Regions from separate parts of the Mus musculus genome. Here regions 1 and 2 are each linked to region 3. A link is a loop called in an ENCODE intact Hi-C map of the cell type or tissue named here. Cell type or tissue: heart. All regions are shown on one strand.

Region 1 (8,000 bases), 270 kb before region 3:
GAACAAGGACAGCAAGCCTGAGTTTGGGGACAGAATAGTTAAGGACACAGAGTCTAGCCCCACTGAGCAAAGAGGTCTTGTATTACAGATTTTGGGAGCCTCCGGCTCTTCACTAATGCACTGCACATCACTCATGGCAGGGTGTTACTGGGAGCCTGCAAGTTGTTGGGTGGAAAAGGGTTTTCCTGTTCCTTGTCCCTTTCCTTCAACAGCAAGATGTAGGTAGTGGGAAGCACTCATTCTGGAACATGCCATCTGACCTCGCATGGTTTCTTGAGATTGGGAGGAGGTATCCAGCCTGGGCCCCACGGAGATAGTGAGAAGCCCCCACCCAGAGCCCTCAGCTAACTGTGCCCCATCTGGCCTCAGGAGACAAGATCCCTGGCTCGGCTGTGCTCATCTTCGATGTGCACGTCATCGACTTCCACAACCCTTCGGACCCTGTGGAAATCAAGACGCTGTCCCGGCCTCCTGAGAACTGCAATGAGACATCCAAAATCGGGGACTTCATTCGCTACCACTACAACTGTTCTCTGCTGGACGGCACCAGGCTCTTCTCGTCGTGGGTTCTTGGGCAGGGCCAGGGCTGGGCTGATGGTGGGTTTAGGTGTGGGTGAGCTTGCCAGGCTTCTTCTCCTCTCTCTGGGTCTCACAGTCTCTTACTTCCTGTCTCACTGAGCCTCGGGGAGCTATGGGTGTGAAATGCAGAGAAATGAGGGTGTAAAGCTGGAGGAAGTGAGAACTGCCATTCTAGAATGATAGAGATACTGAAAGAGACGAGCCTTCAGTCACCCCTGCTGCTGACCTGGAAATCCACTCTCCCCACAGCCACGACTATGAGGCCCCTCAAGAGATCACCCTCGGAGCCAACAAAGTGATCGAAGGTCTGGACAGGGGCCTGCAGGGCATGTGTGTAGGAGAGAGGAGGCAGCTCATTGTGCCCCCACACCTGGCCCACGGGGAGAATGGAGGTGAGAGACAGAGACCCAGATTCTAAGTCTATTCCCATGGTTTGCCCCTATCCATCTCAGGCCTTGGCCACTGGTGGGTGGGACCAGGGAAACTTTTAGGATGGTTAAACACCCCGTGCCCCTTCCATAAGAGAAAACGGAGGCCTGCGTTAGGGCTCAGCTTCAAACCTCACTGGAATTCTGTTCTCTTTGCCCTCCATCTCTCCAGCCCGGGGTGTCCCTGGCAGTGCTGTGCTGCTATTTGAGGTGGAGCTGGTATCCCGAGAGGATGGCCTGCCCACAGGCTACCTGTTTGTGTGGTACCAGGATCCTTCCACTAGCCTTTTTGAAGACATGGATCTCAATAAAGATGGAGAGGTGCCCCCAGAAGAGGTGGGTCAGGAACTCAGTCACAACCCCAACCCAGAAGCCAGCATGCTCACTGCCCTCTGGCTGCCTACTTTGCTCCCCTCTGCTGAGCTCCATGCATTCCCTCCTGCACACTGTGCATGCAGCCTGTCCTCCTCCTACCACCCTCCATCTCAGACCCAAATCCTCTGGGTACCAGGCTGGGGGGTGGGAACAATGTGGGCCAGCACCTGGGGCCCCTTCCCAAGGCCATCCGCAGCTGTTGACCATGAGCCTCACCACCTCACCCTCCTCTGCTCTCCCCTCCCCCAGTTCTCTTCCTTCATCAAGGCTCAAGTGAATGAAGGCAAAGGACGCCTCATGCCTGGGCAAGACCCAGACAAAACCATCAGTGACATGTTTCAGAACCAGGACCGGAACCAGGATGGCAAGATCACAGCTGAGGAGCTCAAGCTGAAGTCAGATGAGGACCAGGAGCGGGTCCATGAGGAGCTCTGAGGGCCAGAGTGTCAGGCCTGACCTCAGACACAAAGGCCCCTCGGCTGGGGGGCAGTGGGCATGGAGCTGGCCTGCTAACAGCCCCCCGATCCGTCAGGGGGAATAACTCTGGGAGTCACTGGATATCAGTGGAGACTACTGTGGTCTTCCCACGCATGGGCCGTGGCTTTCAGTTCTCAGCACAGACATCTGTGTTTTTCTCGTCCAACCCTAAGCCTCTTCCTTAAGGTTCTTGTGACAGATCCAGTTCAGGGAGGAGGCACTGAGATTTGGTTAGGGCCATCGCGAACCCCACACACCCATCCTCCCATCTCACGTCACTAGGCACGGCAAGGGTGAGCTTCTTGGTCCTTCACTTTCCCAGACGTGCCCTTTATTTGTACTGTCCTGTCCCATCTCCCTGTCCCCGCCTGTCCCCGTCCCCTCTGTCATGGCAGCTCTGCAGGGGCATGAATCTGAGTGACGAGAGCCTGCGTTCTTCTGCCTCAGCTCTGCTCCTCAGGAAGGGGTGGCTCCAGCTGCCCACCATTCTCACTCTTCTCCTCCCAAGCCACCGGGGTCAGGTCTCTCATCTTAAGAAGTTCCCTCTAAAATGAAAGGTTGTGTAAGAGGAAAGCCTGCTCAGGCCCAAGGGTTTCGAGAACCTGCACTTGGTGCTAATCTGAGGGGAGGAAGGTGGGCAGGGTCTTGGACTCAAAGGCTAAACTGATCCAGTCCTTTCTCCTTTGTGTCAATAAAAGGCTAAACTGAAGACCTCCAGAAGTGGACAGATGTCTGGTTTTCTTTTTGGTGCTTTTATTGTATGCCTGTATGTGTGTGGGACTGGTGGCTGAGTTCCGACGTCCCTGGCAATCTCTCTCCACTTTTTAATTTTTTTAGTGTGTTTGTATGTGTTCATAGATGGATAGGTGGATGTTTTGCCTGCATGTATGTCTTTTGTACTACATGTGTGCCTGGCACCCACAGAATCCACAAAAGGGTCTATCAGATGCCCTGAGACCGGAGTTAGAGCCAATTGTTATCTGCCACGTGTGTGCTGGGAACTGAATGTGGCCCTCCTGAAGAGCAGTATGGGCTCTCTCACCTTTATCTTTTAGGTTTTTTTTTCCTTTTTTAAAAAATATTTATTTATTTATTATATGTAAGTACACTGTAGCTGTCTTCAGACACTCCAGAAGATGGCATCAGATACAAATGGTTGTAAGCCACCATGTGGTTGCTGGGATTTGAACTCAGGACCTTTGGAAGAGCAGTCGGCGCTCTTAACTGCTGAACCATCTCACCAGCTCCTCTTAGGTTTTTTAATGTGTTTGTGTTTTACCTATAGTCTGTTTGTATACCATATGTATGCCTGATGCCTAGAGAGGCTGGAAGACAGCATTGGATCTCCTAGGACTGGATTACAGACAACTGTGAACTGCCATGTGGGTACTGAGAATCAAGGCTAGGTCTTCTGGAAGAGCAGTCAGTGCTTTTAATTACAGAGTCCTCTCTCCCCTGCCCTCTTTTTTTGAGGCAGGTCTCTCCTTGTAAACCTGTCCAGGAGCTTGCAATGTAGATCAGGCCGTCCTCAAGAGAGCTGCCTGCTTCTGACTCCCAAGTGCACCACCATGCGGGCTGCTCAACCATCTCACGAGGCCCTACATAAACCTTATTTTTTTCAGACAGGATCTCTCACTGAACTTGGCGGTCAAAAAAATTAGGCTAGATTGACTGGTTTGCAAATCGGAGCTGGGATTACAGGTGCAATACTGTACCTGCTTGTCACATGGTTGGGGGGTGGGGGGTGGGGGCTTGCATGGTAAGCACTTTACCGAAAGGCTGAGCAATCTCCCCAGCTCAGGAGAGCACTTTTACCCCGAGGGCAAGTGCAGAAATGGGGGATGAGTCAGGCAGTTGTCATGGCCTCATGAACTCCAGACGCCAGATGGCGATCTTCACACGTCCCTCCTTCAGGCCTAATCAGATGCCTGTGGGTGTGAAGAGGCCTGGGGCCTTGGGAGTTACTGTCCAGAGATAAGGGTCTGCAGGAGAGGCCTGCAGAGGAGCCCAGTTCCTTATTGTCTTAGCTGAAGGCAAAAAACAGTGTCCATGACCTCAGACAACCTCTAAAGCCCAAGAATCAGTCCACCCAGGCCAGATCACACTTGTTTATACAGATCCGTTCTCAGGACCGCAGCACTCCCACCTTCCTTTCTCCTTCTTGCCAGAGGGGAGGAAACTGACTTCAGATGTTACAGTCCTAGAGAGAACTGCCTCTCTCCCCAGCCAGTCTGTTCACCCTCACTTGCCTGTCTCATTCTGCACACAGTGATGGAGATGCCCCGTGCTTTCTCGGCGGACTGGGGCTTTCCAGAAAACGACAAGGCCACATCCCACCCTCACTATTCCTAAGCAGCATCCTCTTGCCCAGTGCTACAGTTTGGTGTCAGGATGTCCCCGAAGGCTTGGTCTCCAGCTCAGGAGGCTGTTAGAAGGTGCGGGGCTCGTGGAAAGTTTCGTTGGTGTGGTGGTTTGAATGAGAATAGTCCCGCTCGGTCATATATTTGGATACTTGGTTCCCCAGTTAGCAGTGCTGTTTGGGAAGGATTCGGTGTGGCCTTCATGGTAGGCATCTGCCGCAGGGGCAGGCTTTGAGGCTTCCAAAACACCCTCTGTGCCCTACCTTACTCCTGTGTCCTCTCTGCCTCCTGTTTGTGGACCAAGGCGTAGGCTCTCAGGTTCTCCCGCTTCCCCTTTGGCCATCGTCAAGGACTCTAACCTTCTAAAATCACAAGCCCAACCAACTGTATTTATAAGCTGCCGAGGTTGTTTTGTTACAACAGAAAGGGAACTGACCGTTGGTGTATTCTTGGAAGTGGATTGTAAGGCCCTAGTCTCTCTTGTACCAGGCTACCTTAAGGCCAAAAGGCTATTTCATCATGAAGTACTTCCCACCATGACTACTCTGCCACCACAGGCCGGAAACAATTGTTGCCAAGTAGTACAGCCTGAAACTTCCCAAACTATAAAGCCAAGTAACTCCCCCCACCTTTTAAGTTGGTTGCTGTATTTTTGTTACAGTAACAGAAAGCTAACACATCCCAGGACCTTAAGACAGGATTGCTGCCTAAGGCCAGTGATTGGTCACCAAAGCCTCCAGAAAGCTCCTGAGGTTGTGATCCTGAACCAGCCATAGCTGCTCCCCATGCCCACATAGATCCTCCCCACCCACCCCTCCAACTCCCTCCCCCCCCCCAAAAAAAAAAAAAAACCCTAGGACAGTTGAGAGTGAAGCTGAGAAACCAGCAGATGGAGAACTGACCCAGAACTTGGCTCTTATTAGCTACAGCTTTTGGGCAAGTTACTCATCCTGTCTGAGCTACCTACATAAAGGGATTCTGCTCACAGGGTCACTGAGACGGCAGGTGTCTAAGTGCCCAGAATGGCATGTGCATTCAGCAGGTATTCATTAGCCCTGGACTCCTGGTCCCTTCCGATCTACATGCAAACCTCACTTCCGAAAACCAGCCTCTTGAACAGGACAGTGCGTGGACAACTTGATTGGGACCAGAGAAAAGGTCCAGGAGAACCAGCCCTCTGTTTGTTCTTTGACAGGAGCCACAGGGAGAATCCCCCCTAGTTCGTCACATCTTTTTTAGTTTTTCGAGACAGGGTTTCTCTGTGTAGCCCTGGCTGTCCTGGAACTCACTCTGTAGACCAGGTTGGCCTCGAACTCAGAAATCCGCCTGCCTCTGCCTCCCAAGTGCTGGGATTAAAGGCGTGCACCATCACTGCCCGGCTCATCAGTCTTTTGAGAACAGTTGAAATTGCAAAACGCTAGCAAACCAATTACTTCTGCTTGGCTCTGCAGTCTGTCTTGGGTGTCTAACCTCAAATCCCTTTCACAGGGCTGAAGAGGTGGGTCGGTGGTTACGAGCACTGGCTGCTCTTACAGAGGATCCAGGTTCAGTTCCCAGTACCCACACGGTGGCTAGCAACCATGGCTACTCCAGGTTTAGGGGAGCTGGCACACTCAACTGACCTCTGCAATTACCAGGCACACATCTGGTACACATACATACATGCAGGTAAAACACTCATATACATGAATTAAAAAAAAAAAAAAAAAGAATCTGCCAGGCAGCTATGGCACATGCCTTTAATCCCAGCACTTGGGAGACAGAGGCAGGTGGATTTCTGAGTTCAAGGCCAGCCTGGCCTACAGAATGAGTTCCAGGACAGCCAGGGCTATACAGAGAAACCCTGTCTTGAAAAACCAAAAAAGTCCCTTTCATTATGTTGGTGGCACTGGATCAAAAAATGGAGAAAAAGATCCAAGGACATGGAAAATGCGTACTCAAATGGCTCCTTTGTGCACGTGGGGGTGTCTAAGACAGGCCACCTCAGCTCAACAGAATTTCAAGTTTCAAGGCTGTACCCGTTCCAGGTAAGGACCACACTTTCTCATCCCTACCCTTTCAGCTCTACAGATATACGACGAAGCTCTTCCAGGATCCAGGCAGCAAGCAGGCTCAAACTGCACCCACACTGGGTTTTCTATGCTTTCCCCGTCCTCAAACTTTGTTCTGTGTGGGGAGCTGTTTGCCTGCTTCTATGAAAGAGAGGGGAAAAAAGAGAGAGAGAGAGAGAGTCTGCCTGCCAGGCCAGGCAGAGTCAAAGCAGGTCAGGGTCTGTTGGCAGCTTTCCTGGCCTGCTGAGACACGGAAGGATAGCAGGCACACTTCTGACTCAAGGCTAGGACCTGAACGTTCTATTGACCTTGGTGGAAGGAACAGGGAGGCCTCTCGATAAGGAGAGATGTCCTGTGTATACTTCAGCAGTTGTTTCTGTTAGCCTGTGGCTCTGCTGCCCACGGTATTGTGAGGTATAAAAAAACAAAAAAACACTTGAGGCTGCGGCAGTATTGACAGTATTTGGCAGTCCTCCCAAATCTCTCTCTTGTCTCAGCATCCTTTTCTGGTTTTCCTATAATCATCCTCACTCCCCGAGTCCCTCCTCCCCCGGGCTGTCTGAGTCGGGCTACTGAGTCTGGCCCAGCTCTCTGGGTCTCCACTCCATGTTCCTGTGCCCTGAGGGTCATGGTTCCTGATGCATAGTCCTACACTCCTACACCATGAGTTGAAGCTCCTCTGTCTTTTTGAGGTTTTGTTTGTTTTGTTTTTTGAGACAGGGTTTCCGTGTAGTCTGGGATGCCCTGGAACTTGCCCTGTAGGCTTTGAACTCAAGAGATCCGCCTGCCTCTGCCTCCCAAGTGCTGGGATTAAAGACGCGTGCATCCACCGCCCAGCTTGTATTTTAATTTTCATCTGATTCACACATTACATTATATTTCTTGGACATACAGCTTTTCTTTTTCTCTGCCCCCACCCCCACCCCCATACAGTGCTGGGGGAAGGAACCCAGGGCCCTCCATATGCTAGGCAGTGGCTTTACCATTGAGCCATCTGTATTCCCAGCTCTGAAAACGTTCTTAGAGAGAACTTTTGGACCAGATGATCTGTAGAAGGCTCACACTTCGGTTAGAAGGCTGTGGTCCATGGTTTACTTGGAAGTGCATTGGCCGCCTTCCCACAGGCCTCCCTCGAGCCTCTTGTGAGCAGGAGGGAGGCAGAGGCATGGGGAAGGAGTCAGGGGGTGTGGGAGGGCCCAACAGCTCTGAACTTCTCTCTGTGCTGACAGGGGATGGCTTTGTGGGCAAGGTCTCCTCCTCATGGCTGAGGCAGGGCCCGGCCTGAGCCTTAAGAGCCCTGGAGCTCCACGCAGTCCCCCTGGTAAAGGATGTGCCGCAGCAACCCATTAACCACGTCCAGCGTCTCGTCCTTCTCCAACACAATGTCGTAGGAGTCCATGTAACGCTCCCGCCGCTCCTCCACCTGCCAGGGAAGCAGATGTGCCATCCCTAAAATGTCCCTCTTGGCACTCCATACTTTGGGCCTGGGATAGAAGCAGGCAAGCACCACTCCCCAGCTCTCTTGTGAAAATCTGAGGAGCTTACAGGGACCAGCCTGGCAAACGAGGGGCCTGAACGGCCACAAGGAACACTTGGCCAGTGTCTGACAGACAGTGACAAGAACTAATGCTCCGGTGTCACATGGCAGCTTCCTATGGCTCTGGCATGCAATGGGCTCCAGCCTCTGCTGTCCGGGTCTACCAGAAGGACACCTCTTCTGATCCCTCCTG
Region 2 (8,000 bases), 210 kb before region 3:
CTGCCCATGTGTCTCACCTTCTCTGGAACCAGAGGAGGCCGAGGACACCACCGATGCCCATCTCCTCCTTGAAGACCTCGGTGATGGGCATGCCCGCATAAATGAGCTCCTGCCCTCGCTCATCACAGATGCTGGTCATGAATGAGGCAGGTTTTCGGATCAAACCCAGCTCCTAAGCAGACATGAGGACAGAAGGTTATGGTGGCCAGCAGAGGGCTTTTTTTTTTTTCCCCAAGACAGAAAGCTGTGTGTGCTCTCAGGAATGCCTTGGCCGCTCTGATGGCCAAGCAGTAAGTACCCAGACAAACTCTTTTCAAGAAGTAGAGGCTAGCAAGGCATAGAGGTGCACACCTTTTATCCTAACACTGAGAGACAGGGGCAGGCGATCACTGAGTCCGAGGACAGCCAGGGTTACATAGAGAAATCAGACCAAACAACAACAACAACAACAACAACAACAAAAGAGAAAAAAAGGAAAAGGAAAAGGAAAAAGAAAAGAAAAAGAAAAAAAAAAAAAAGAGGTGGAGGCCCAGGGCAGTAGACACACCAAGTTTGAGGACCACCAAGACTATTTAGCAAGCCTGCCATAGTGTGCCTTTTACTTAGTGGATCTGACTCTATTAATGTCTGTCCATGTACAATTTAGTTAATTCCTTTTAACTGCTTGATGGCACCTCATAATTATCTTCTGATAATCTCCTGTGATAAACACTAACTAAACAAAAATTTTAAATATATTCCTTTGTAAGTTCTAGGTAAGCATTCCTTAGAAGCAGCTTTCTAAGCCGGACAGTGTGGCACTTGTCTTTAATTCCAGCACTCAGAAGGCCAAGGCAGGTGGATCTCTGTGAGTTCAAGGTCAGCCTGATCTACAGAGTGAGTTCCAGGACAGCTAGGGCTACACAGAGAATCCCTGTTTTGGAAAACCCAAAAAAAGGAAGAAGGAAGAAGAAAGGACAGAGGAGAGAAGGAAGAAGAAGGAGAAGGAAGAGGGAGAAAGGAAGAAGGAAGAAGAAAAGGAAGAGGAGGAGGAGGAAGAGGAAGAGAAAGAATAAGTAATATGACCATGAACTTCTGATCTTCCTGCCTCTACTTCCCTAGTGCTGACTGTCAGCCCCTAAAAGCTGGCTCCTTCCAACATCAGATGTGGGCTGTGTTGCCCATTCTGTCACCTGACCTAAAAATAAAACCAGGGACAGTTCTAGTATACAGTGGATGGGACCCAGAGTTAATCAGAGAGGTTTCTAAGTAGTTGGAAGGGGCCTCATATCCAGGAGGTCAAACCACCTTAAGATTCACCAATCTAGCCAGGTGTGATGGCACACACCCTTAATCCTGGCCCTTGGGAGGATCTCTGAGTTTGAGGCCAGCCCAGTCTAGTAAGTTCTAGGACAGCCAGGGCTACCTGTAAGAATACCAACTAAGAGCTAGGCATGGGAACAGAAGCACTCCAGCAGCAGAGGCAGACAATCTCTGCATTTTATACATAGCAAGTTTTAGGACTGTAGAAAGTATGTTTTCAAGACAAACTAATGAAACCCCCAAATCCACCTTCACCCTCCAGATACCCATGACACTTACTCTGGCCCAAGAGTAGTCCATGGGCACTGTTGGAGGTGGCACTTCCTGGGCAGGTACAATGGCTCCTTTGGCCACCAGATCTTCATACACAGACCTGGGAGGGAAGGAGAGACAGGAGACACTATGGTTTCTATAGACATTTTTTTCTAGGCTTTATCCCAAACACTGTAGGCATCTTGGGCCGACAGTGCCCTACTCCTACCAACTGGATCCCAAGAACTAAATGAAAACAAACTATGGCCCAGGATGTCCTGACCCCGACCCCTTTAGCTCCCCTTCACTGGATGAGGCCTCATGGGAAGCTGGATGTGAGAACCACGGGAAGAGACGAGAACAGCCAAGGCAGATTCAGGAGGTAGAAATAGAAAAAAATAAATGTCCAATAACTCTATCAGCCAGAAGTGATACACGATACTCCAGATGACACTGTTTGCTTGTTTGTTTGTTTGTTTGTTTCTTGAGACAGGGTTTCTCTGTGTGCTCCTGGCTATCCTGGAACTCACTCTGTAGACCAGGCTGGCCTGGAACTCACACAGATCCTCCTGTCTTTGCTTCCCAAGTGCTAGGATTAAAGGCGTGCGCCAAAAGTGCCTGACACTTTCTAAACACACCCAAGCCCATGTCTCTTTAACGGCCACCAACACCAACCAAGCCTGTGGCCTCAGAAACCAAACAAGGTTTAACACCAGCCTCATTGGCCTTGACCTGATACTTTTACAACTAAAATAAAACAGAAGCCAGGAAAAAGATGGTTTTCCCTGTAGTGCATTAGAGCAAATGAACAGCTAGGAGTATCCAGAGTCCCCCCACCACCACCACCGTGTTATGGGGGCTGCTGTCCTCAGGAGGGATCAGGAAAGATGGGGGGACCACATCCTGCCCACTCCTTACTGAATGATTTCTCCAAGCTCATCGAAGCTTCGGGGCACAAACACTCCTGCTTCCTTCAAGGCCTGGTTCTTGGCTACTGCAGTTTCAGAAGCCTGGTTGGCACAAGCTCCAGCATGGCCAAACTGGACCTGGAAAGCAAAGAACAGCAACTTTACTAGGCTGGTCAGTTCTCCAGGAAAGAGAAGAAACCCTGGGAAACATTAGTACTGACCACAGGCTGGCCTGTGCCCAAGGCTTCACATGTGTTCCTTCATCTAAGCCTTTGTATGCTAACTAAATAGGTAGGAGAGGCAACTCCCCTATCACAGATGTGGCACCTGAGGTGGGAGAAGTTAACTTCTCCAAGATGACATACATAGTGTACAGTAAGGTGAGATTCAGAGCTGTCAATCCAACTTCAAGATCACGCTCTTCTCATGAGCCACGTTTGCTATCCCTGTGGCCAGTGTAAGAGGGATGGAAGGAAGGTTAGCTCTCAGCAACAAGCAAAGGGTAGAGTTAGTTATGCCTAGAAGCTCAAGAGAGTTCATATGAAAGCAAAAATCTCAAGCTGTTCAAAAAGTCATCGTTTAGCTGGGCGGTGGTGGCACACGCCTTTAATCCCAGCACTTGGGAGGCAGAGGCAGGTGGATCTCTGAATTCGAGGCCAGTCTGGTCTACAGAGTGAGTTCCAAGACAGCCAGGGCTACACAGAGAAACCCTGTCTTGAAAAACCAAAAACCAAACAAAATGTCAGCGTCATCACTAGGCTTACATCTCTATAGCAACAACTAGCAACTGCTTCTTCATTCTGACCATGGGCTGGAATAAGGTGTATACCCAATGAAACAGGAACATGGAGGAAGAGAAAAAACCCATCAAATACTTTACCAGGGGTGGTGAGATGGCTCAGTGGCAAAAAGTGCCTGCCACCAAGCAAGACAACTGTGGAAAGGACAGACTCCTACATATTGTCCTCTGACCCTCAATGTATCACAAGTATGCACACTCCCACTCTAAATATAGTAAAAAAAAAATTTAAAGAGTTAGGTGGGAGTCAAGCAGTTGGGAAAATAAATGAATTGACCTCTGACTTAGGATGGGACCCAGCAAGCAATCGTACTAGCATCTCATCTGAGTAACCAGTGCTTCCCACCACCAAGCGCTAAGAGCTCCACTCACAGGATGCTTTGTCTGCTGCCTACTCATGTTTCCTCAAGGACTGAGTGACTGCCCACCAACCACAAGGTAGTATGTGGAAGCAGTTGAACCTGGACGATTTTGGTCCCAGCCCGCGGTATTGCAGATTTAAATGAACAAAGGAGAATCCGTAACATGCTTTGTAGAAAAGTTAATAATTATTTTTCTGCGCTCAGAAACTCGCTCTGCGAAGCTCAGCAGATATTTCATAGTGGATCCCTTCTGCTAAGCTGCTCAGGCTGACCTCTGAATTCCTGGCCCCAAGCAATTCTCCTGCCTCAGCAACATGTGTAGGTCATCATACCTGACCAAACAAAACTTTAAACTCTGGGATTTCTCAATAATAGCATTTTCCTGACTTAAAGCAGCCCTGTTTCTCTGGTGGGCTGGGTGATTGCCTTGAGGGCCTGTGTTCTGAGACCCACACTTGCAAAAGTGCCACTTTATAAGGCCTATCTTGAATTCTCCACTTTTTAAATGTATCTGACTATTTGAACCTTTATGTATACATATGCACAATGTGTATATAGTGGCCAGAAGAGGGCAGCATGTCCCCTGAAATGAGCTACGGAGGACTAAGTATGCTGTCCTGTAGGGAGGTATTGGGAATTGAACCTGGGCCATCTGGAAGAACAGCCAGTGTTATCTCTGCAGACCCAGTTTCCATCTCTCAACTATTCCCTCAGTAGCTGCCTTCAGTGTGCCATTAGGGGCTTTCTCACTCTTCTCTCTCTGAAATTAAGAGAGTGACCTGCTCAAGGATTCAAGATCAACTGCTACCCAGACAGCTACTATACTAGCTGATAATCCTTGAGCGTCATACAACAATCTGAATTACTTTTAAGCTGGGTTGGTGATGCACACCTTCAGTCCCAGCACTCGGAGGCAGGTGGATCTATGAATTAGGGCCAGCCTGGTCTATAGAGTACCTGGATAGTCAGAGCTACACAGAGAAACTGACTTGAAAACAACAACAAAAGTAAAAATAAACAAATAAATAAACTCAAGTCTTAAAAAAAAAAAATTACCTCAAAAATGTAACACATTTCAATGTCCTGTGCTCCCCATGAATAATGGGTAGTGTCAGCAAGATCCAAAAATGGAGGTGCTGACCCCTTAGAGGAATCCTTGGCATGGTTGGGTAGGAAGACAGAAGGAAAAGCAGGCACAGAAAGAGTGGAGGAGTGTTGGGGCGACCTTCCCATTCATCGGATGAAGGTGTGTCCCTGTATTTCCAAATGTTGACTGCTGGGCAGAGACAGAGCTAAGTGCTAGCAAGACTTTGGTATTGTCTTTCTATCACCTGCCTAAAAGAGTCAGGCAGCTCTCAGTGCCCGAAGCGACAAGGAGATGGATCAGTTGTTGTCTTGCTGCTGATGAGCTCAGACTAAAACGTGGCATTTTGTAAAATAAAGAGCTGATGGCCCAGAGCTGGAGCAAGAAGTGTGGGGCAGGATTCTGGTTGGACACAGACAGGACACGCACACAGACACACAGACAGAGAGACAAAGACAGAGAAATAGAGACAGAGACAGACAGACAGACAGACACATACACACTCGAGACAGAATGGAGGTGTAAGCAGGCAGTGAGACCCACACAGGGACACAGAATGGCAGATGCCAGGTTAAGTTAGCTAGCTGAGAGACTGCCCCAGTGTGATGGTTTGTATATACTAGGCCCAGGGAGTGGCACTATTAGAAGGTGTGCCCTTGTTGGAGTAGGTATGACACTGTGGGTGTGGGCTTTAAGACCCTTATCCTAGCTGCCTGGAAGTCAGTCTTCCTCTAGCAGCCTTAAAGTGAAGATGTAGAACTCTCAGTTCCTCCTGCACCATGCCTGCCACCATGTTCCTACCTTGATGATAATGGACTGAACTTCTGAATCTGTAAGTCAGCCCCAATTAAATGTTGCCCTTTATAAGACTTGCCTTGGTCATGGTGTCTGCTCACAGCAGTAAAATCCTAACGAAGACAAAAGTTGGTATCAGGGGTATTGCTGTGATAGGCCTGACCATGCTTTTGTTTGGAAGAAGGTGGATTTTGGGACTTTGGATTTGGAAAAGCCGTGTAATGCTTTAAATGGAGCTTAATGGGCTATCCTAGTAGGAATGTGGAAACTTTGTTACTGAGAGTGGTTTGAATTGTGTGGCCCTGGTCCAAGAGGTTTCAGTGAAGAATTTCAGTACATGGCATAAAGACTGTTTTTGTGGTATTTTGGTGAAAAAAATTTGTGGCTATCTTTTGCCCTTGTCTGAAGAGTCTGCCTGAGGCTAAGGTGAAAAGACTCAGATTAATTGCACTGACAAAGGATATCTCAGGAAAGTCCATCATAGACTTTGTTCTCTGGTTAAGTCTCATGAAGAACATTTTAAACAAGCACAGCAAGCTGAGAAAGGAAAAATATAAAATATATGGTTCCAGTATTATAGGGGCACCAGGAGGTGAAACGGAGCCGAATCCTGTGTTCCAGGATATTAAATTGAATTAAGGGACCTTGGGGAAGACCCCACCCAGCTAAATTTAGGTCCAGATGTGGTAGTACAAGCCTTTAATCCCAAGAGGCAAAGACAAGCAGATCTCTGAGTTCAAAGCCAGCTAGAACAGAGCAAGATCTAGGTGAAGAAAAACTTAAATCCAGGCTTGGTGGACCACACCTTTAATCTCAGTGTTTAGGAGACAGGCATGCAGATATCTGAGTTCAAAGTCATTCTAAGGAGCAAGTTCCAGGACAGCCAAGCTTACACAGTGATGGAGCTAGAAAACAGAAAGCTAGTGATAATGTAGTAGATCAAGGGAGCCATGTTCCAGCCCCAGCAAACAGCTTTGATCATGTGGCTCTAGCTTTAGAGTCCAGAATAGAAGGGACTACTGGGACAATTGATACTGGTTAGCTGGAGCTAAGAAATTAGTGGTGATTAAAAAGAGACCAGCATCACTGAGGTAAAATCTTCTGGGAAGTGTTTTCTTTTTTTTTGTTTTGTTTTTTGTTTTTTCGAGACAGGGTTTTTCTGTATAGATAGCCCTGGCTGTCCTGGAACTCACTTTGTAGACCAGGCTGACCTCGGACTCAGAAATCCACCTGCCTCTGCCTCCCAAGTGCTGGGATTAAAGGCGTGCGCCACCACGCCTGGCGGGGAAGTGTTTTCTGAGAGCACAAAGAAGCTGTGTTCCAGAGACAGCCAAGGTTGTGTGTACCTCATGCAGCTTGCACTTGATAACGTGAGTCACCCAGGTGGTACGGGTTTTGAAGGCACAAAGGGGTCATGAAGCAGCTGAGGCTTGGCACTGTGAGAGGCCAGAGAAGGCTACTGGTGAAGGTGCAGCCTCAGTTGCAGTTGATAGCCCAGGTCTAAAAGGGTCATACAAAGAAGTTGAGGCCTGACACCAGGAAGGGAGACTATGAGAGGTTATTGGTGAAGCCTAGTTGCAGCAGAAGACAACAGTGTATTGGAGACGCCAGTACCATGGGATGATCACTAAGAACAGCATCAGCAGTAGAGTTACTCTACTTGAGCTTACAGTGCTAAAAAGGGCAGAGCTAGAGAAGTGACAACAGCCCGTTGGAGAAGCCCAGAAGATCATGTGTATCCCAGACACTGGAACAAGAAGCTGTAACACTGAAGTTGCCTTGGTAACTTCAAGGTGTTCGAGATGCCAGAGCAGTGGAATACCTGCAGAGGAAAGCTGCTAACAGGGAGTGAAACCAGACCAGGACAAAGAAGTTTGTTGCAGTCAACAAAGATAAAAAAGGAGTAGGAGATCTGAAGACCACTTTGACATCAGAACTAGAGATGCAGAGTATTGAGTTTGCCCAGCTGGTTTCCTGTCTTGCTTTGGGAATTACAGTTAAGTGACTGGATAAATCTCAGAAAAGACTTTGAACTTTTAACACTGTTGAGACTGCTATAGCCAGGGAGTAGTGGCACACACCTTTAATCCCAGCACTTGGGAGGTAGAGGCAGGCAGATTTCTGAGTTTGAGAGTGAGTTCTAGGACAGCCAGAGCTACACAGAGAAATCCTGTCTCAGAAAAGAGAAAGAGAGAGAGAGAGAGAGAGCTATAAACTAATAAACTATTGGGGCTTTGAAAGTTGGACTTGCATTATGCTATGTTTAGGTATGGCCCCAATAGACTCCTATGTTTGAACAAGCCTATTCGGGCTAGGAAATGGAATGTGATGGTTTGTACTCACTAGGCACTATTAGAAGGTATGATAGGTGGGTCACAGTGGGTGTGGGCTTTAAGACCCTCATCCTAGCTGCCTAAGAGGCCAGTATTCTGCTAGCACCCTTCAGATGAAGATGTAGAACTCCCAGCTCCTCCTGCACTGTGCCTGCCTGGATGCTG
Region 3 (8,000 bases):
GACAAGCTTTAAAAATTTTCCACCCCACCTCCACCCCCTGCAGATCGGCTTTGCTGTCCTACCCAGGAGGGGACACTTAGACCTGTTGAGCCATCACCAGGCGCCAGAGACCGGGCTAGATGCTCTTCTGCGAATTCTCATTAAATCCCTGCAGCTACCCTATGAGGTGGGTCCTAACCTTAACCCCATTTTCAAGTAAGGAAGCAAGGACAGAGGTCGAGGACTCAGTGCTAACCCACCCCAAGGTCTCTTGCCCTACAGCTCACTGCCTCCCAGCAAGAAGCTATCCCAGAAGCAGAAAGGATGGTAGGAAATGAGCAAGGGCCAATGAGATGGCTTCGATAAAGACGCTTGCTGCCAGGCCTGAGGATCTGAGTTCAATTCCCCAGTATCCATATACATGGTGGACCTCGAGAGTTGTCTCTAGCAAGTTGTCCTCCAACCTCCACCCACATGCCATGGCATGTAGATCTCTCTCTCTCTCTCTCTCTCTCTCTCTCTCTCTCACACACACACACACACACACACTTGAACATAACACACACACACACACACACACACACACACACACACACACTTGAACATAATACACGAGGAAGAATTTCCTGACAATGATGGTGTGTGTGGGAGGAGATCGTGGAATGCTGGATCTAGACAGTCATGAAAAACATGAAAAAAATCCCCTGCCCTAATCGTCTCTTCAGTCTGTCCAAAGGTTGGGGATGATCTCTGGAAGGTTCCTGGAGTCTTGACTGGGACTAGGTAGCACCCTCCCTCCCTCTGTTCCACACCCCGGGGGTCTTTACTTAAGTGGCTCACAAGGTCCCAAATTGCCTCTCTTTTCTGACTCAGGAATCTTGGCATCACAGCTGAGTTATCTCAGATCAGGTCTCCCAGAAAACCCTCCCTGGAGTTCTGGGAGGCAGAGTCTCATCCTAAAGCCCAAATCCCACATAAGAGGGCACAGTCATCCCAGGCCTGCCTTCATTCTCAGGGTCTGACTCTAAGACACTAGGCAGGATGGACCTGCTGATCCTGGGCCCTCTGGATTCTGGCATTTCCTCATTCCCCACCTCCTCTCGCCATCTATAGCCAAGTGCAAATGATGCAGATGACCCAGGGACACCAGAAAACCCAAGTCCCACGCTGATAGGCAACAGCTGTCACTCACTTGCTCCCAGAACAGAAACCCTTCGGTTCACTCCATTACTCCGAACTGCGAATATATTGCCCTGGGACACACAAAGGGTACTTGGGGTGACGAAGTTCACCTGCTGCCCTTCGGAACATTGTAGTGTCTGCTGCCCGTTGCTGCTTTCCGCAGCCCTTGGACTCTGGCATTATCCCGTAGAGCCAGCGGCTCCCTCCAACTTCCTTAGAGTTTTATCGCACCCGCCTACCGAGCCTAGTTGTCTCTGGGTGTCCCCTAGGTTTGAGACGGGCAGGAGACAGAAGGCTCTGCCTTGTCTTTCCGAGCTGACCTCGAGATCCTCAGAGTGTCTTACCTGCAGGAAAGAGATGCAGCCGGCGGTGGCCACCTGCTCTCGCCTGGTTTGCAGCGCAAAAGCTCTGGGCTCGCGGGCCGGGGCTGGCGGGCTGGGGGCGGGGACGAGCTGGGAGGGGCGGGGTCTCCAGTCCCACCCCAGTCCTGAAGGTGAGGAGTCGGTAAGCATTTTGAGGTTGTTGAGTATAGAGCAGAGAAACAGGGCCACTGGGAGTTCCGGTTTCTTTTCTTTTATCTCTTCCTTTCCCTTCTCTCCCCGTCTCATTTGAAATAGGGTCTTATGTAGCCCAGGACTACCTTGAGCTCTTGGTCCTCTAGCCTCCACCCTCTAAATGCTAGGATTACATACATGCATGTACCACCAATCATGCTTGCTCACGTATGTGTGGGCTCTCTCTTTCCTCCCTTCTTTTTCTTTCTTTCTCCCTTCCTTCCTTCCTTTTGTCATCATCATTGTCATGTTTCTCCTCCCCCACTGCCTCTTCCTCCTCATTTGTTTTTCCCAAGGCTAGGAAGGCTGCACTCAGGCCACATTTGAATTCAACTAGCACCAGTTTTTCTTCAGCTTCCTAAGTGCCAGGAGCACTGGCAACGAACCTACACTTGACTCTCGGAGGGTTAGAAAACCTGAGTCCTCCTGACCTTATACAATTCTATCTGACAGCCTGGTCCAGATGTTCACAAGCCTGGCTCCGCCAGAAGACCCCCCACCCCCCAGCCCAAAGCAGCAACAAGAACAGATTTGCCTGAGTCTCCCTCCCCTCAGTCTGAGGGTCTCACAAAATTGAAGATGGGTGGAGACACCCTTACCCCACCCCCTCCCTAACTCCTGCCTAAAGGTCAGCAATATAAAGACCCAGTGATTAGAGAGACATTAGGCATCCATCTTTTTCCTCTCTCCTGGCAACACAGGGCCCTCCTCCAAACCCCAAACCCCCCTGGCAGGTCCCTCAGCTGTCACTGTTTAGCACTGGAATGACAGGCGTCCAGACTCCGTGAGTCCAGCCACATTCAAGGCCACTGAGCTTAGCACTCTGCCCCCGCCCCCTCCTCCATCAGTCGCTAATTTTATTGACCTGTAAAAGGCACGTTCCTGGCTGGTGGTTGGGGGGGGATGACTCCTGAAGGGACCAAGGACACTCTGAGAAAGAGTTACCCTAGTTAAGATGGCTGCCCAAAAGAGTGGCTGTGAATTTTTAGCTTTAGCCAGAAAAGACTGGGAGAAGAGAGAATCAATTCTTTTCTATGCACTTTGAGGCAGGGCAAGAATGAAGCAGAAGAGATACAGGTTGGATAACAGGAAGAACTGTCATCCTTCTGTGGAATCTGCCCTAACCCTTCCATCCCTCCCCCCCCCCAAAGGTGGCTTGTGCCTGCTGGGCCTCTTACTACAGAAATAGCCCTTTCCCTGAAGAATCAACCTAGATCTTGCCTCTATTAAAATCAGAACAAAAAAAAATTAGGCCTCTCTGATTCTCCCTGCTCCATGCCTACCTGACTCCAGCCCTCCAATACTGGCTCTCGGATGCTTTTTCTCAAGTGAGAAGGGGGGACAAGGGGGGGGGTTGAAGAGTTAGAACCTGTCACAGGGTGGCAAGGAGACAAGGACTTTACATTCTTAAAGAGCCTCAAATTGAAGCTTTTTAGATCTAGGAATGAAACCCAGAGCCGCTTCTGTGATGGGTGTGTTCTCGGCCTGTGAACCCTGTCTTGGGCACCTCAGATTTATCCTGCTGGTGATCTACATGAGAACTTGGCAGACACAGAAGACATTTTTCCTTTCATTTCTTTTTTCTTTCTTTTTTCTTCCTTCCTTCCTTTCTTTTCTTTTTTCTTTCTTTCTTTTTTTTTTTTTTTTTTTTGAGACAACCCCAGGCGGACCTCAAACATACAATGTAGCCAAGGATGGCTTTAAACTTATCTTAGCTACAGTTATTATTCATTGTGTGTGCATGTGTGTGCCGGAGTGTGTGTGTGTGTTTGTGTGTGTGTGTGTGTGTGTGTGTGTGTGTGCTGGAGTATTTATGACTGCACTAGGATGCATGGGAGGAGGTCAGAGAAACAAGTTGGTGGCCCTCACCTTCCCCCAAGTTGGTCCTGGGGGATTGAACTCAGTCAGTCAGGCCTGTAGGCAATACTTTACCCAGTGAACGATCTCATCAGAGCATCCTCCTGTCTCTACCCCTCCAGTGTTTAGAATCCAGGTAGGCACTCGCCATGCTGGCTTTATGCAGTTCTGGACATCAAACCCTGGGCTTTGTACACTGTAGGCTGAGCTCTGACAACTCAGCTAGTCCAAAGGGTAATATTTTAACATTAAAATTTACTCAAGCAGGTAAGTGTGCAAAGAGGGGTAGAAGATAGGCCTTACAGTGGAAACAAAGACATCTGCGAGGGTGCGTTCATCTCTTGACTAGGAGGAGGCATGGCACACTAATGAAGCTTATTTTCCATCAATTACACTTCAAAATAAAAACCGTTACATATTCTCTACTACACCTTTAATTTATGAAGAGCCTCAAAAACAAAAACAAAACCTACAAGGTGCTTGGGCAAGGGAGGGATGTTGTAGTTCTTAGAACATCATGGCATAATAATTCTCCTGCGTTCATCTTCCAACTCCATCCAATGTGTTTAAGATCTCTGCAGCAGAATAAAGGGGTACCCTGACCAGAGTGCTAGCCAGGGGAAGGAGGATGGCTTGCTGGACTCTCCTGCCCCCTGCAGTTTGACCTAGGTACTGCAGTCACAAGGGGGTCAGTCCAGGGAGAGCTCAGACAGGCTTTGTGTGCAGTCCTGCAGGATATCGAAGACTGGTATGGAGAAAGGCACCCGGGACCACTTTTTGGCCTGGATCTTCCCTCGAGGTGTTTCCAGTAGTATGCTTCCGATTTTGAGCACTGGCAAGGTCACTGATTTGTAGATCATCTGGAAGCCCCAGACCTGATGGTGGAACAGATGGAAGCACGTGGCTTTCTATCCTTAAACTGGACTTCTGTGATGACCAGCCCCATATCTACCACCAGAGGCCATCATGCAGGAGGCTCCCTAAGACAGGACTATAATGAAATTTTTGGTTTCTTTAAAAACACAGATTCATGAGAGTGTTTTAATTTTAATCCCAGGTGTGTAATATGGGGCGGCCTTGGATTGTCCACAGCAAATGACAGTGATTTGCTTGGTGCTCTAGCAAGGGTGTGGTTTTGACGTCTGGAAGTCTGGGGACCCTTCAGAGGGTGTATAAATGCTAGAGCAAAGATAGAAGAGGCTAGTTGGTGGTTGGATGATGTTGGTTGCATTGGGTACAAAGAGATGAAAAGAAGAAATTAGATATCCTGACAGTGAAGATCATACTGGCCCCAAGGAACTCGATGCCCCAAATCATCAGGAAGTTGTCTACCGATAATATCGCCCCCTTCCCCCTCTATCCTTTTTTTCTCTCCTACCTAGGGTTAGGGGCTTGAAAGGGTGAATAAAGAAGTGAAGAAGGGTGGAAGAAAAAGGAACATGCAAAATAGTAAAAGGTCAAGCTACAGGGGACTACAGGACAGACGGCGGGTCTCTCAGACAGAAGGACAGAGGGTCTCCCAGAGCAGGCGTGGTTCCCACCTGGGGTGACGACTGGAAGGTGCAGCTAGGCCTCCTTTCCCAAACCAAGGGCCTCTGGAGTCCAGGGCTGAGGGCTCTTTGCCTTGGGCTATAGCCTTTTACTTACCTCCCCACAGTTACTGCACCTGATGGTTCCTCCAGGTCTCCAGTCCTTAAAGACCTTGTTAATGACCACAGGGTTCTGGGAGGTGGTATAGTAGACCCTAGAAAGAATGGAGTAGACAGAGCCCTTCTGGAGCCCCTGAACCCCAGATTCCATGTCCTGTAACTGGCTGAGTCCCTCCCAAGACATCTGACCTTTCTGCCTGTCAAGATAGAGAATTTCCCAGAATCAGGAACTCTAGTCCCCAGGAGGATTGGCCTGCCCTGTCCACACCCTATTCCTGCATCCAGAGAACATCCTTGGATCCCGAGCCCCATCCCTGCCATCATTCCTCTCAGGGTAATTATGCTCTCTCACTTCTGCCTAGACTCATTTCCCGTGTTTAAACCCCATCACCCTCCTTCTCCTACCTAGGTGACATATAACTTATGTTCCAAATATTGAAAAAGATACTGCAGCTGGGTGGTGGTGGCGGCGCACGCCTTTAATCCCAGCACTTGGGAGGCAGAGGCAGGCGGATTTCTGAGTTTGAGGCCAGCCTGGTCTACAGAGTGAGTTCCAGGATAGCCAGGGCTATACAGAGAAACCCTGTCTCCAAAAACCAAAAAAAAAAAAAAAAAAAAAAAAAAAAATTCTCCCTAGCCTACTGAGTGACATAGACAGGCTACCTCACCCGACAGTTAAACTTTTCTTGATATCCTGAGAGTGGGTAGGGTCAAGGACTCAGGTCATGGCTAAATTCTTTGTATCCTAAATTCTAGTTCTCTTTGTTGGGGATAAAACCTGCTTGCTAAAACACTTTTTAGCTTGCCACACCCGGTAAAAAGCCCTTCTGCATCCTGCAAGCCCTCCCATGGCTCTCACGAGAAGTTGGGGTTCACATTGACGTGGTGGGTGCCCTCCACTTTCCGCAGGTCACTCCCGTAGCCCACGGCCACCATACAGTTGATGCAGAGAAGTTGCACGTGCTCCGGTAGGAACTGCCCCTGCTGGATCTCCCGATGGGCCGCGCGTGCTGCCCGCTTAACTAGAGATGCTTGCTGCAAGTCCCGGATCTGGAGAAGAGGGCGGGGGACAGGACTTGGACATGGACACCAAGAGACCCAACCTCAGGAAAGTTCTCAGAGTTCCCAAAGACCCCAGATCATTTGTACCCGGACCCAGAAGGGACTTCTTGTTTGAGACAGGGTCTCTCACTGAACCTGAAGCTCCCTGACTCAGATAAGCTGGCTGGCCAGCAAGCCCAGAAATCCTCCTGTCTGTCTTCCCAGAGTTAACACATTGCTGTACCCAGACTTTTACTGGACTGGGAATTCAGGTCCTTGTGCTTGTGTTACCCTTGACTGACTGAGTCATCTCCCCGTTCCTGTTAATGTTGTGTTGTATTCATCCTTTAAAAAATGTCATGCATAGCTTTTTTTGCTTGTTTGTTTTTATCTTTTTTGTTTGTTTGTTTTTCGAGACAGGATTTCTCTGTGTAGCCCTGGCTGTCCTGGAACTCACTTTGTAGCCCAGGCTGGCCTTGAACTCAGAAATCCACCTGCCTCTGCCTCCCAAGCGCTGGGATTAAAAGCGTGCGCTACCACTGCCCGGCTGTTTGTCTGTTTGTTTGTTTAAATCTATCATGGGATGGCATTATGCTAAAACAACAGCACTAAAGAAAATGGCTTGGATGCTGCTTCTGAGATTAGGACATTATCTGTCCGGATCTTACCTACCACCTGTGTTTTTGTTTCCTTCTATTTCCAGAAAGGCTCTCACAAATATATAAAGTATCTGTTTCCCGTCCCCCAGCCCTTTCCCCCAGCACCCTCACATAATTCAGGCTGGCCTCCAACCAAGGATAAGGGCACACCTGGGACAAGGCCTATTTTCTAAGGTCATGCAGAGGACAGGCATCGCCTTCTCTGGCAACAGTTACCATGGCCTTGATCTTTCTCTGCCTGGTATAAAAGTTCCCTAAGTGATCCTGGAGGGGACCCAGGAGTGTGTGGATGCAGTCAGAGCCTCAGGCTCTCAGAGGCTGCTGCAGGCTGCCGCTGACCTTGGCCTTGAACTCATCAGGGTCCATCTTCTGTACAGCAGCCACAGCCTTCTCCATCAGCACCTCCAGAGCCTCATTGGTTAGCTCCCGCTTCATCTCCCGACTGCCCTCTGTAGCCAGGAAGGAGTACACACTCTGACCAGCTCGAGCACGACCCCGGGCCTGGGAAAAATGACAAAGGTGAGGGAGATGTGGGCTGGGATCCATATGGGATCCTTCCAGGGCTGCAGTGGGTAGCAGGGCTTAAGTGTACCTGGACCATGGAGATCTCATTGGTCAGGAGCCCATAGCGCACCACCACATTGCACTGAGCGATATCCAGCCCCTCCTCTGCCACACTTGTGGCCACTAGAAGGCTCAGGATACCATCCCTGAACTCCTGGATCACTTCCTGCTGGTCTTTCTGTTGGAGGGTTCAGGGAGAAAGAAAAGGTTTACGGGAACCCAGAGTCCCAGTCTGTCCCAAGGTTATCCCCAAGATTATGCTGGCCTTTCCTAGTGACCCGTAATCCCTAGGACACTTTTTTCTCCCTCCCTCCCTTATAAAAGACAGATTCTTCAAATATCCTAAGCTGGCCTTGAACTTGCTGTTGTAGACAAGAACCACCTTGACCCTCTGGGTCTATTGCCTCCATCTGTCATCTGAGTGCTGGGATTACAACACACTACCACACCTGGCTTATGGCTCTGTGCTTGTGAGGCAAGCATCCTACCAGACCCCTTCCCTAGTGACCTCTAAA

The links. Hi-C counts contacts between places; a loop is a spot of excess contacts. Peaks named below come from ENCODE experiments on the same cell type or tissue, not always from the same donor. Only the 100,000 strongest peaks of a DNase experiment are listed, where the experiment ranks them.
Region 1: it touches region 3 in a loop (4-fold over the local background); 15 of 42 quality-filtered maps call a loop at or near these places.
Region 2: a loop joins it to region 3, with 3 times the contacts of the local background. A loop is called at or near these places in 4 of 42 quality-filtered maps.

Annotation. Positions count from the first base shown.
Region 1 is chr11:100,422,257-100,430,256 of GRCm38, forward strand. Fkbp10 (FK506 binding protein 10) reads left to right here. Exons shown (of 10, transcript NM_010221.2): 7 at 370-562; 8 at 829-971; 9 at 1,180-1,343; 10 at 1,632-2,584. The coding sequence ends at 1,817. It overlaps Nt5c3b (5'-nucleotidase, cytosolic IIIB), which reads right to left. Exons shown (of 9, transcript NM_001102650.2): 9 at 7,096-7,693. The coding sequence ends at 7,559. Among named protein-coding and RNA genes, the nearest start is that of Fkbp10, 11 kb to the left of the region's middle. In heart, a CTCF peak has its summit at 3,754; DNase peaks (open chromatin) are centred at 1,795, 3,755 and 6,465; H3K4me3 peaks cover 195 bases; H3K27ac peaks cover 2,596 bases.
Region 2 is chr11:100,482,128-100,490,127 of GRCm38, forward strand. It overlaps Acly (ATP citrate lyase), which reads right to left. Exons shown (of 28, transcript NM_134037.3): 20 at 2,473-2,600; 21 at 1,582-1,675; 22 at 18-172. Among named protein-coding and RNA genes, the nearest start is that of Mir7116, 7.6 kb to the left of the region's middle. In heart, a CTCF peak has its summit at 4,188 (motif pointing right); no DNase peak of the experiment used is centred here.
Region 3 is chr11:100,690,896-100,698,895 of GRCm38, forward strand. It overlaps Zfp385c (zinc finger protein 385C), which reads right to left and starts at 1,571. Exons shown (of 9, transcript NM_001373887.1): 1 at 1,506-1,571. It overlaps Dhx58 (DEXH (Asp-Glu-X-His) box polypeptide 58), which reads right to left. Exons shown (of 13, transcript NM_030150.2): 9 at 7,514-7,663; 10 at 7,261-7,422; 11 at 6,081-6,271; 12 at 5,220-5,316; 13 at 3,989-4,447. The coding sequence ends at 4,262. It overlaps Gm38483 (a long non-coding RNA gene), which reads left to right. Exons shown (of 5, transcript XR_880214.3): 4 at 44-166; 5 at 6,131-6,634. In heart, no CTCF peak of the experiment used is centred here; a DNase peak (open chromatin) is centred at 4,246; H3K4me3 peaks cover 902 bases; H3K27me3 peaks cover 3,462 bases.